Linked DNA regions of Homo sapiens: region 2 is linked to region 1. A link is a contact called in ENCODE Hi-C or POLR2A ChIA-PET data. All regions are on one chromosome and are shown on one strand. The core of a region is the stretch at or near the end of the contact, and the rest is flanking DNA. Distances in the headings are between cores, read along the strand shown. Region 1 has its middle 47 kb from the start of C15orf39. Region 2 holds the start of C15orf39 (chromosome 15 open reading frame 39).

The links. Hi-C counts contacts between places; a loop is a spot of excess contacts on that map. ChIA-PET counts read pairs that join two places held with the same protein, here RNA polymerase II (POLR2A). Pooled maps may share reads with other maps.
Region 2: a loop to region 1 is called in a map of naive thymus-derived CD4-positive, alpha-beta T cell, with 9 times the contacts of the local background. The contact joins the promoter of C15orf39 here to the enhancer-like site in region 1. A Hi-C loop is called at or near these places in 12 of 168 maps with a recorded cell type or tissue (CD14-positive monocyte, Caco-2, Calu3 and 8 more), 4 of 37 single-sample maps with no recorded cell type and 10 of 50 pooled maps. POLR2A ChIA-PET finds 5 or more read pairs at or near these places in 21 of 52 experiments (A549, B cell, Caco-2 and 15 more).

What each region holds. Positions count from the first base shown.
Region 1 is chr15:75,152,304-75,157,814 of GRCh38, reverse strand. No RefSeq gene overlaps it. Among named protein-coding and RNA genes, the nearest start is that of C15orf39, 47 kb to the left of the region's middle. RefSeq lists enhancers at 320-819, 820-1,321. Within about 2 kb of position 4,059, at least 3 of the 41 ENCODE cell types and tissues checked have a DNase peak (open chromatin) inside an H3K27ac peak, as active enhancers do; they include CD14-positive monocyte, where a contact is called at or near this core.
Region 2 is chr15:75,199,795-75,205,430 of GRCh38, reverse strand. It overlaps C15orf39 (chromosome 15 open reading frame 39), which reads right to left and starts at 3,549. Exons shown (of 3, transcript NM_015492.5): 1 at 3,372-3,549. RefSeq lists silencers at 2,413-2,462, 2,583-3,742 and enhancers at 3,224-3,946, 5,213-5,392.

The DNA.
Region 1 (5,511 bases), core at 2,810-5,309:
GTCCAGGCTGGTCTCAAACTCCTGGGCTCAAGTGATCCAGCCGCCTTGGCCTCCCAAAGTGCTGGGATTACAGGGGTGAGCCACCATGGCTGGCCCTTCTTGTTTTTGTTTTTTTGTTTTTTGTTTTTTGAGACGGAGTCTCGCTCTGTTGCCCAGGCTGGAGTGCAGTGGCGCCATCTCGGCTCACTGCAAGCTCTGCCTCCTGGGTTCACGCCATTCTCCTGCCTCAGACTCCTGAGTAGCTGGGACTACAGGCGCCCACCACTATGCCCAGCTAATTTTTTTTGTATTTTTTTTTTTTTAGTAGAGACGGGGTTTCACCATGTTAGCCAGGATGGTCTTGATCTCCTGACCTCGTGATTCTCCCGCCTTGGCCTCCCAAAGTGCTGGGATTACAGGTGTGAGCCACCGCACCCGGCCTGGCCCTTCTTATTGAGCTGGAATCTGCCTCCCTGGAACCTTACCCCATTAGCTGACATAGCCCCAGACACTGTTCCAGGTGTGGGGTCAGTGGTGTGGTGTCTGCCCTAGCAATTCTGGCTCATGATCCAGTCCTTCCAGCTTCCCCAGGCCACTGCCTCTCAGTTCCACCTCCAAAATCTGTTTTTGTTTTTGTTTTTGTTTTAATGACCTAATACTCTCTGGGGGGCAGTGAGCTACCCATCACTGGAGGGATGCAAGCCAAGGCTGGAGGCCTGACCATTAGAGGTCTTCTAGGGGTTGGGTGGAAGCTGAGTCTCGATCCTCCTGGGGGTTTCCCGGCCCTGGGAAAGGTGGCAGGGGAGATGTGGGAGGCAAGGAGTTTGGGCTCACTCCACACCCTGGGAGGTGAGACTCAGAATCGCCAGCCAGCTATGTCGTCTTTGTTTTTTCCTTTCCCAAACAAAGGTGACCTCTTGAAAGCAATGCCCCGCCCACCAGGTGCCAGGGTGGGGTCTGTCCCATGAGCTCAGGCCTTCCAGACATGCAGAGAATGGAATGCAGAAGGCGCAGCCTAGACTAATTGGGGAGCACCCCCCATCCACACATTGTAGCTCTAGCTCAGTACCTCCCAAGACATAGGGGGATGCTCGCCCTACACTTGGTTTGCCCCCATCCTGCCCTCATGGGGCTACAGACCACCCCAACCCCACCCGAGTACCAGAAGAGGCCAATGAGCAGGGCCCCCCCTCCTGAGGACCATAAACAGTGACCCAGGCACAGAGGGAGTGTAGTGAATTCCTGTACTTTAATGTTGCCCTGGCATCCGTTTTGAATATAATCTGGACTTTCTTACATTAGAAGCAGGGCTCAGTCAACCTTGACACTGTTTCCAGCTCCCTGCTTCCTCCCAGTTCCTCTATGTGCTCAATCCAGATATCTACCTTAGACAGTCATCTCCCGGTGACTGCCTCCCTGTGGGACAGCTACATACAGCCCACTTGACTGGTCCCGCTGACCCCACAGCCCGCATGGACTGTTGCAGATAGGCCAGTGACCCTCTCTCAGCCATAGCGTGACCCTGCTTGCTCTAAACTCACCAATTATTTTATTTTATTTTATTTTATTTTATTTTATTTTATTTATTTATTTTTGAGATGGAGTCTCGCTCTGTCACCCAGGCTGGAGTGCAGTGGCGCAATCCTGGCTCACTGCAAGCTCCGCCTCCCGGGTTCAAGCCATTCTCCTGCCTCAGCCTCCTGAGTAGCTGGGACTACAGGTGCGCACCACCACGCCCAGCTAATTTTTGTATTTTTAGTAGAGACGGGGTTTCACAATGTTTTCCAGGATGGTCTCAATCTCTTGACCTCGTGATCCACCCGCCTCGGCCTCCCAAAGTACAGGCGTGAGCCACCGGCACCTGGCCTAAACCCAATTATTACTCCCCTCAGGAAACCTGCCTGGGTGACGCCCTGGACCCCATAAAGGCCTTGGTCCCACAGGTCCCCTCTCTCTCTCACTCTCTACCTGCTACTTGAACACCCTGCTGTCTCCGGGATTCCTGTTGGCCCTCATCGGCGCTGGCTTCTCTCATGGATCTGTGAGTAATGAAAGGCTCCTGTTATTCCATGTGTCTCACCTGACACACGCCCAACCCTAACTCCCCTCGCCCCTTAGAGAGCGGCTATCTCGGCTTATGGTACCTCTCCAAGGGACACCCCAAGACCCAATTAGACAAAGATCTCAACAGGGAGGCTCCTGGCTCAAGGTAAGTTTTGAAAGGATGCCCAAGGGCTCTGGCATGACCATGCTACCTGCAGAGAGGACCCAGGGCACAGGCCCCAGCCCCAGTGGCCGAGATAGGGGGAGGGTTGCCCCAGGGACCCCCCCAAGTACTGAGGCCTGGGCATGGAGATGTGGGAGACCCCTCTCAGATCCCTGCTCCTGACACACACAGGCAGGGTCCCTTACTGCCTTATCTTTCCTGGTGCTCACACCTGTCCCCTTCCACAGCTAATTTCCATCAGAGACCTGGGACCTAAGTCCCCTGTTTCAGCCTGGCATCTCCCAGAGCCATTCAGATCTCTCTTGGAGGTGCCCGGTGATCCCCAGGGCAGAGCTCGGTGGAGTCAAGGTCAGCTCAGAGTCCTGGGTTTCACATCTGTCTTTGGTCCCAATCAAAGGCCTGGTTTGCTTGGTTTCCCCTGCGGGCAGACCATTCTGTTCCTTCCACATGGTTTTCAGTTCCTTGAGGGTGGAGGTCCCCCATCCTTATACCGATCTCGCAGTCCCAGCCGCCCCAGGCTTCAGCACTTCTGGCTTCCTCTCCCAAAAGGGCTAAGGGCAGGAGATGGGGAGGACAGGCACCTGGCTGCCCAGGCCAGCCCAAGGACTCCGGACTACCAGCTTTTAGGGCATATTTTATAAGATTTCAGACTCTCGAGGCCAGAACACCCAGCAGGGTCAGGGCTGGCTGGGGGCATGGTGGGTAAAGCAAGGAGGCACCTAAGGGCCCACAATTTAAGGGGGCACTGGCCCTCAGGGCCATTCAGGTGCACCTGGGAGGGCAAGCCTCCTTAAAATTTTGCCCTAGGCACCTTGCTTGCCTCACTCTAGTCCCAGCCTGACCTCAGGAGAAGGATTGAGGAACCTAGTCCTCCCGCAGGCAGGAGGGGTAGAGCACCTTGGAACCAAACTCAGGAGTTTCTGGCTGGCTCCAAACAGAAGAGCCACAGGTAAGTGCAGGCAAATGCTACGCCAAGTCAGCCTCTTTGAGGTTTGCATGGGGATGACGGTGGGGGTGGAGAGGCCAAGGACAGAGCACCCCAGCCAGACTGCTGGGCATGGGAGGGGGCATGGGTGGGTACTGTACCCACTGCACAGAGAAGACTGGGTTCTGCCGGGGAGGGGAGGGGTGGAGACGGTGTTTGGGAAGGGGTGGGACGGGGCAGAGCCGGCAAAGGATCCGGAACCTTCACAGCAACCTCATTCTGTTTATTGCTCCAGCCACTCTCAGTGGCCCATCCCACCCTTCTTCCAGGCCAACCCGGGTCCCCTCTTCCAAAGCCCACAGGAGCTCTCTTCTGAAAGGATCTCCAGCCTTGGGTTTACCTCATCAGAGGCTTGGCCTGTGGGACACTGCGGGAGAGGATTGGGAGAAGAAAGAGGGGTGAGCCCTGTTGTCCTCTTCCATGCCCTGACCCAGCAGCATGGCTGGGGGAGGCGCTCTGGCCCTAAGCTTCACTTCCACCACGAAGCCTTCTCTGACTTACTCTCTGCATCCTCGTCCCCAACCCACCTCAGTACTTAGTACATGCCCCAGAAGATAGACCTGACCCTCTGCGGCCTTGGATCACCAGAGTTGTTTTCCTGGGCACACTTAGGCATCCTGCCTCTCCCATCAGACTACGTTACCCAGTCAGACGTGATGCCCTGGAATGTGCCCCCCATCCATCAGTGTCCCTCTCAGACTGCCACTTGGAGAGCAGGCTGTGTCTTCCCCTCAGTGTACCCCCCTTAGACTGAGCCCCTCCCCCTTGCCTGTGGGCCCCATGGAAGGCTTTGTGGAGAAACCCCCTCCACCCAGTCTCTTTAACCACAGCCTCCCTCCCTACTTCTCAGGAAACCACAGGAGAAAGAACAGGATGGGATTTTAGAGAAGTGGCCAGGAGGCCCTGAAACTGCTAGTGAAGTGGCTGTGGCCAGGGGGCCCAGGGACCTGCCCAGCCTTGGGATGGGGGTGTGTGGGGGGAGGGGGCAGTACCACAGACCCCCGTATGGGCCACTGGGACATGTAAGAGTTCAAGTCCTCCTTCTCCAGGATATATTTCAGAGACAATGAGGCTGAATTCAGTACTTGCAGTACCGAAAAAAAAAAATCTAACTTTACTTACAAAAACCCCAGATCCAAAGCAACCCTAGAGCTGATATTATATAGGGTATGGAAAGCATGGCATTCAGCAATTCGCTGATTTTCAAAAGTTGGACTGTGTGCAGATTGGCTGACTTTCAGTCTTGGCAGTTAGGGATTGGCTGACTTTCAGAAGCAAATCACTGGAGTAAGACCCTTGCTGATTGGCTGGCTCTCAGAAGCATGGTCCCTGGAATGAAGCTGTTGCTGATTGGTTGGCTCTCAGGGGACTGAAGTAACGTGATCAATGACTGATTGGACCAGGTTGAAAATAAGTCTGTGTGACTTGTTCCTGGCTTCAGACTAGTTCTCAAAACAGTCCCCCACCCCCCGCCTTTTTACTTGCTTTTAAAAGACAGAGTCTGGCTCTGTCACCCAGGCTGGAGTGCAGTGGCACGATCATGGCTCACTGCAGCCTCAAACTCCTGGGCTCAAGCAGTCCTCCCAACTCGGCCTCCTGAGTATAGTAGCTGGGACTGCAGGCATGTGCCACCACACCCTGCTAATTTATGTATTTTTGGTAGAGACAGGGTCTTGCTATGTTGCCCAGGCTGGTCTTGAACTCCTGTCCTCAAGCAATCCTCCAACCTTGGCCACCTCCCAAAAGGCTGGGACTACAGACTTGAGCCACTGAGCCTGGCCGCTCCCTTCCCTGCCCTTTTGTGAATTTAGAGAATAGAAACATTTTGTTTTCACCTCCCCCACATTCCTGGCTTTCCCTTTTCTGACCAGCCAAGCACTGATCATCTGTACCCACACTCCAGAATTGTCCAGAAGTCAGTTTGCCCAGGCCTGGTCATTCCATCCTTCAAAAACTCTTTCATGGAGACTGCAGCTCTAGAAAGCAGACCTGTGCCCTTCCTTTCTGGTGCTTGGCACACCCTCCTCATCCCCTGTTTGAATGGATGAATGAGTGAGTGAATGAATGAATGAATGGCTGTAAGGAGGTTACATGGTAGATTTGGCAGAACTAGTATAAGCCATATCCTCCCTTCCTTTTCTGACCCCTGTAAAATCCAGCCTCAGCATTCCCCACTGAACCCCCCAACCTCTGCCCCCCCACACACATAAGAATGTGGACTGCCCACAGCTCACCAGTTCCTCTGGAACCAGTTTGAACCCCCTGTGACCCAGCAGGGCCCCCACTCCCCCTTGAGTGTTAAGATTTTTGGATTAGTTGG
Region 2 (5,636 bases), core at 2,300-4,799, 48 kb before region 1:
CATACAACTCCCAAGATCCCCTCCTTCTTGGGATTTCAGAATTTGTAGGGGCACTGGGTCTCAGGGTCACTTGACATACCCTGCCGCCACCCCCTCATATACAGATGAGGAGACCCATTCATCCCAAAGTCACCAATGAAATAGACACAACGAGAAGCAGGCCTCCTGCCTCCCACCACAGGGTCCTATTCCAAGATGCCACAGTGATGCCCACTGCAGCCAAAACATGGAATCTGAGTATTGTCTACAAATTCACAGATTTCTTGTGACACTCCTCTGACCTGCTGATCTTGTCAAAAATGGCAGAGTCGGGCCTCCAGCCCAGGTCCCTAGGCCCAAAGCCAATGCTGAGATACTGGACTTGGCTCTGGAGAGCAGTCCCCTAGGAGAGGTAACTGGGGACATCAGTCTGTACAAGCCACACCCCTCTCGCCCCACTCCTCCCCCTCCGCAGGAGTCAGGGCAGCCCAGCAGATGGTGCTGCAGCACCAGCAGGAAGGTCCCAGAGCATGAGGAGCCTGGATCCACCCCCAGCCCCCAAGCTGCAGATGGCGATTCCTAGGCACATGGCAGGGTGGGGCCAAGACAGCGTCAGGGGCGTGTGTGAAAGTCCAGGGAGGTGGCTAGGTGCTGTGGCTCACACCTGTAATCCCAGCACTTTGGGAAGCCGAGGTGTGCGGATCATTTGAGGTCAGGAGTTCAAGACCAACCTGACCAACATGGTGAAACGCTGTCTCTACTAAAAATACAAAAAAATTAGCCAGGCATGGTTGTGCATGCCTGTAATCCCAGCTACGCTGAAGGCTGAGGCAGGAGAATTGCGTGAACTCAGGAGGCAGAGGTTGCAGTGAGCCAAGATTGTGCTACTGCACTTCCAGCCTGGGCAGCAGAGTGAGACTCCACCTCAAAAAAACACAAAAAACAAAAAACAAAACAAAAAAAAAGAAAAGAAAAGAAAAGAAAAAAGTCCAGGGAGGGAGGCCCCAGGGGCCAGAGTGCTACTTAGCCACTACTCCCATTGTATTGATGGAAAAACTATGTGCTGAAAAAAGACAAAGCTCTAAGACAAGACCAAGGAAGGATGGGGACTGAGGCCCCTCAGGGCAGCAGGCACCCAGTAACCCGTTAGGGGCTCATCTGAAGCCTGTCTTCTGGGGCCACACTGACCTACCTCTACCTCCCCCAGCCAGCACCCTATTCCTGGAAACTCTCAGTAGCTTAGAAAGGACCACCTAGCTCAATCTTGCTATGATTAGGGCAAAGTGTCACAGGTTTCAGTGACTGGCAAGCAAGGACCAGCCCTCTCCTTGCCTCTTCTGGTTGGAGCCAATGACAGCCACAGGCTGAGTTAGACCGGCACATTTTGGGGTTAGAAAACACAAGGCTAGTGTGGGGGCCAATGCCCACTTCCACCAAGGCAGACCCAGAAAGCAAGCTGGTTCATCTCCTGGACAGAACCCCACACCTCAGGCCAGCCTAGAGAAGACACAGAGGGGCCATTAGGACACAGGTGACAGTCCCAACAGCAGTGTCCTATGATAGAAACCTGCTATCGAGGGGTGAAAGCCCCCATCTCACTCCACAGCAATGCTGTGAGAAGGAACTGTAGGGTTTTGAAGTGTGGATCCTCCCCACCTCCACCCTTGGGACACTCTGGGTTAAGTACTGACTTTGGTCTCACCTCCCCCACATGCTTCTTGGGGTCTGCTGGGTCCCCACCCCCACCCCAGGAGTCCCTCTCTCCTGGGTCTCAGCCCATGGAATACCCTTTGCTCTGGAGACTTCTTGAGGCCCCTATCTGGGACCCAGTCAATAGACAGGAAACCACCTGGGACCCTCAGGAGTCTTTGTGGGAGGGGTGGCGGCTTCAGGGAGCCAACAGAGAACTCTTAGGGGTGTGGGAATGACCTGATCTCCTGCCAGTAGGAGGTGGAAAGCCCAGGATACACTCTCTCAAGGGAGACGACTCCTCCACTCAAGACAGTTGCCAAAATGTAGGTGCCTCCTTCCCTGACCCATACTGAGGCAAGCAAGCTCTCGGAAAGGGCAGGTGCCCAGGGAGCAGGCTCAGATCATCCTTGAGAGGCAGCTCTGTTGATCCTCTCTGCCAAGCTCCAACGTCACTCAGCCAGCACCCAGGCCAGGGTCCCGGAGAAGAGCCCACCACCGCAGCACCGCCCCTGCCTTACGCAGTGGGAAAGGAAACAGCTCTCTGTTCCCACTTTCACCTTCTAGGGGCCTCGGGATGGCCGATGGCAAAGACCAGGAAGAAGAGCGCGATTCCTGCCCAATTGTGGCCAGCATCTGGATTCTCCCGGAGGGCTGGATCGGGCCTCGCCGAGTGTTCTCCCATCTCCCACCTTCCCTACCTGAGGCTCTGGGCTCTCCAGACGCTACAACCCAACCTGGGGCAGCCCAAAGTCTCCAGTGGAGGGGAAAGCGAACGGGATCGGTCTCTATCCCCTTTCCCCTACCCGCCCTGAACATAACTCGGGTGCCTAGGGCCCACAGCCGATTTCGCTTAGAGGCTGCCGCCGCACCCGACCTGGCGGGCTTCCGGGTGTCCCCAAGCCCCTCCCGGCGGCGCCGAGACGCACGTGCATCCAGCAGGCTGACACACAGGCCGCCGCCACGCATGCAAACCCGTGCCTGCACGTACGTGCATGGCCCACATCTGCACACACGCCATTCCAGAACTGCGCTCTCCCCTCGCTCGGGCCCCGGGCATACGTGTGCACGCAGGCAGGCCCGCGCACCCAGCCCCACACCGACGCCCGCGGACCGGCGGGAGGTCCCGGAACAGGGGCGGCCCGGCGACAGGGTCCGGGCAGCCTCCGCCTCAGGGCGATCCTGCCAGCCTGGGCTGAGGCCAGAGGGGTGAGTCAAGAGGTGGCGAGAAAACCGCAGGGCCGTCCCATCCCAGCAGGGCGCGTCCAGGGCCCCGCGGTGCCTCAGCGCCCGGCGCCCCCAGGCCCAGCCCTCCAGTGCCCCCTTGTCCCCATACCTCCTCCTCAACGCCATCCCCCAGCAATCCACGTGACAGGGTCCTGCGGGAGGCCGGAGGGCTCGGCCTGAGTTCCTTCTCGCCAGATTAGGCGCCTGTTCTCCGCCGGAGACCCAGAGCGCTACCAGGTCCCGGGAGCCTCGAAGTCCGGGGAAAGTCGGAGCAGCAGCGCCACCCCTGCCCCGCAGCCCGTTCGCGGGGGGCCGGCGGCAGCCAGAAGCCGCAGCCCCTCGGCCCAGGCGCGGCTCCCTCAGTCCCCGGGCCGGCCGGTAGGGGCGCCCTGGGGCAGCGCCACCCGCCCCTTCTCCACGCGCCGCCCGCAAACTCGGCCCAAGTTTCCGCGCCCGCCGAGCGGGCGAGCTCCTACCTGCAGAGCGCCAGGACTCCCGCCGCCGCTACCCCAGGCGGCCTCCGCGTCCGCATCCTCCAGCGTCTCTCAGGCCGCGGGTCCTAGTCCGACCGGGCCCTGCGCGGGAAGTCGCAGTGAGCACCAAGCCCGGAGCAACCCTCCTAGCTGCCGTTCGCGCCGCCGCTGGGCGCCGTCTGCGGTCCCGGGCGGGGCGGGCTGGGGGCGGGGCGGGGGCGGGGCGACTCGCAGGGTTGGGGAAGAGCCCGGCCCCGCCTCTGGGAGCCTGCGCTCCTGTGGGCAGCGGGTGCGGAGGGCCCGCGTGGGGCCAGCTCGCTAGGAGCGGGCTGCGGGCGCTGTGCACCGCCCGTAACCGCCACGCTCCACGAACCAGTGCCCGGCGGGCCCGTCACGCGCCCTCAGTCGCTCCCTTAGATCGTTCATTCACTGCCACTTGCTGCGATGTGACCTTGCGCCTGCCGCTTGACCTCGCTGAGCTTCAGTTTCCTTATTTGCAAAAGTGGAATTCTGTCTTCCTCATAGCGGTGGCGGTGTAAGCTTGGAAAAGGGTGTTTGCAAATATCTGGCACACAGTAGGTGCCGGCATTCCCCTGTCCAGCACTAGTGTATTAGGGGGCTGGAGAAGGGCTCCTTGATCTGTCCCCTCATTTCGTTGTAGTCAATGAGGGCAATTTCCAGACTCCTGCTAGGGCACGGCAACTGTCTGAGGAAGCGGCAATCTCCCCATCCCTGGAAGGGCCGGGAATGAGGGTGCTGGGGGATTTGCAAAGTAGCCTGGGTGAGGCTCCCTCCATGAGGCAGACCGGCGCGCAGCCTGTGAGGCGGGTGGAGTGGAGCACGCCCAGCCAGGAATGGTGTGTTGCAAAGAGAGGCTGGAGGGGGGAAGGGGTGCCTCTCCCTGGACCATCTGACTGTGGATGAGAGCCCCTCAGTGCTGCTACTTTATCTGAAGGAATCTGGTCCGTCAAAGCTCCTGGGCTGCCCGAGGACTGGGAACAGGTGTGTGCAGTGGGGAAGGGGAGGGCAGGTGGACATGCCAAAGGTCAGAGTCAGTTCAGGAAGCAAAACTATCCCCTCAGATCCCAAAGGTAAGTTCTGCCTGAGTCAGAGCAGAGCAGGCCTGAGGCTGCAGGTTCCAAGAATCACCAAGCAGCTGGAGCAGCTGGAGCTGAGGAGGAGGGGCTGGGCGCTGCAGGTAGGAAGAGGAAGTGAGGTCACCTGGGGAGCGGGGGCGGGAGGTGGGGGGAGAGTGTCACTTCATTTAGAGCTGGAAGGACCTTAGAAATAGAGTCGGGAACCATATAGGGAGAGACACTCAGAGAGGGTTGGGGCTTTCCCCAGGTCACTCAGCAGGCTGGGACAAAATCCCAGATCTCCTGGCTCCCAGCCTGGGGCCCTTCCTGCAGCCACACCTTAGCGTCAGGAAAATACATCTGCGCGCGGACAGCTAGGGGTCACACCAAACATCATACCCTTAACCCCAGCCTGCAGCCCCGTGGGTCACAGGCTATTCACTGCTCTTGCCCCTTACCAACTCTGCTCGCCCCTCCTCCTCCAGCACCGCGCCGGCGACCCTGTCCCTGCCCTGCTAGTGGGGTGGAAGGAGGGCTGTGTTCTTAGCCCTTGGGGTCTAGGACGCTCAGGTTGTGTGCTCAGATGTGCCCAGTGGTCTCTCCAATTTCCCTGAGTTGGAATGGGACCCAACCAGGCCAGGATGAGCAGCCATCTGAGACAATAGGGGCTAGTTAAGATTTGCAGCACTGCTGAGCCTTGTGTTAATTCAGGGACACCTCACACAGACAGCAGCCCCACTCAACAGTATGTCTGTTCCTTTTCGGCATCACTTAAACACCCTGGACTGCCAAAGAAAGGAGGCAACACTGGGGGACTTGGGAGCTACTTTGTAACTTTCTGAGCCTCAAATTTCCTCATTGCAAAAAGAGAGCAGTGAGAGACCTGCCTTAGCAACTGTGGTGTCGGCCAACATCAGTGTGGGAAATTGCTTGTAAACTCTAGGAAGCTCATAGAGTGTCCCCAGACTATGAGCTCCTGAAGGCTCTGACCTTGCCATTTTCCTCCCTATACCAATGGTCGTCTGTGGAGCCTATAGAGAATGAAGGCAATCAATACAAGATAACTGCCTTGGGAGCTCCACATGTTTTTATCAGGACTGTGGTCTTGCAGAGATGTGATATTCTAATCAGAAGGAATAGTGTGAATAAAAGCAGAGAAGGGAACAGTCTGTCCTTATATGGCCTTCCCGAG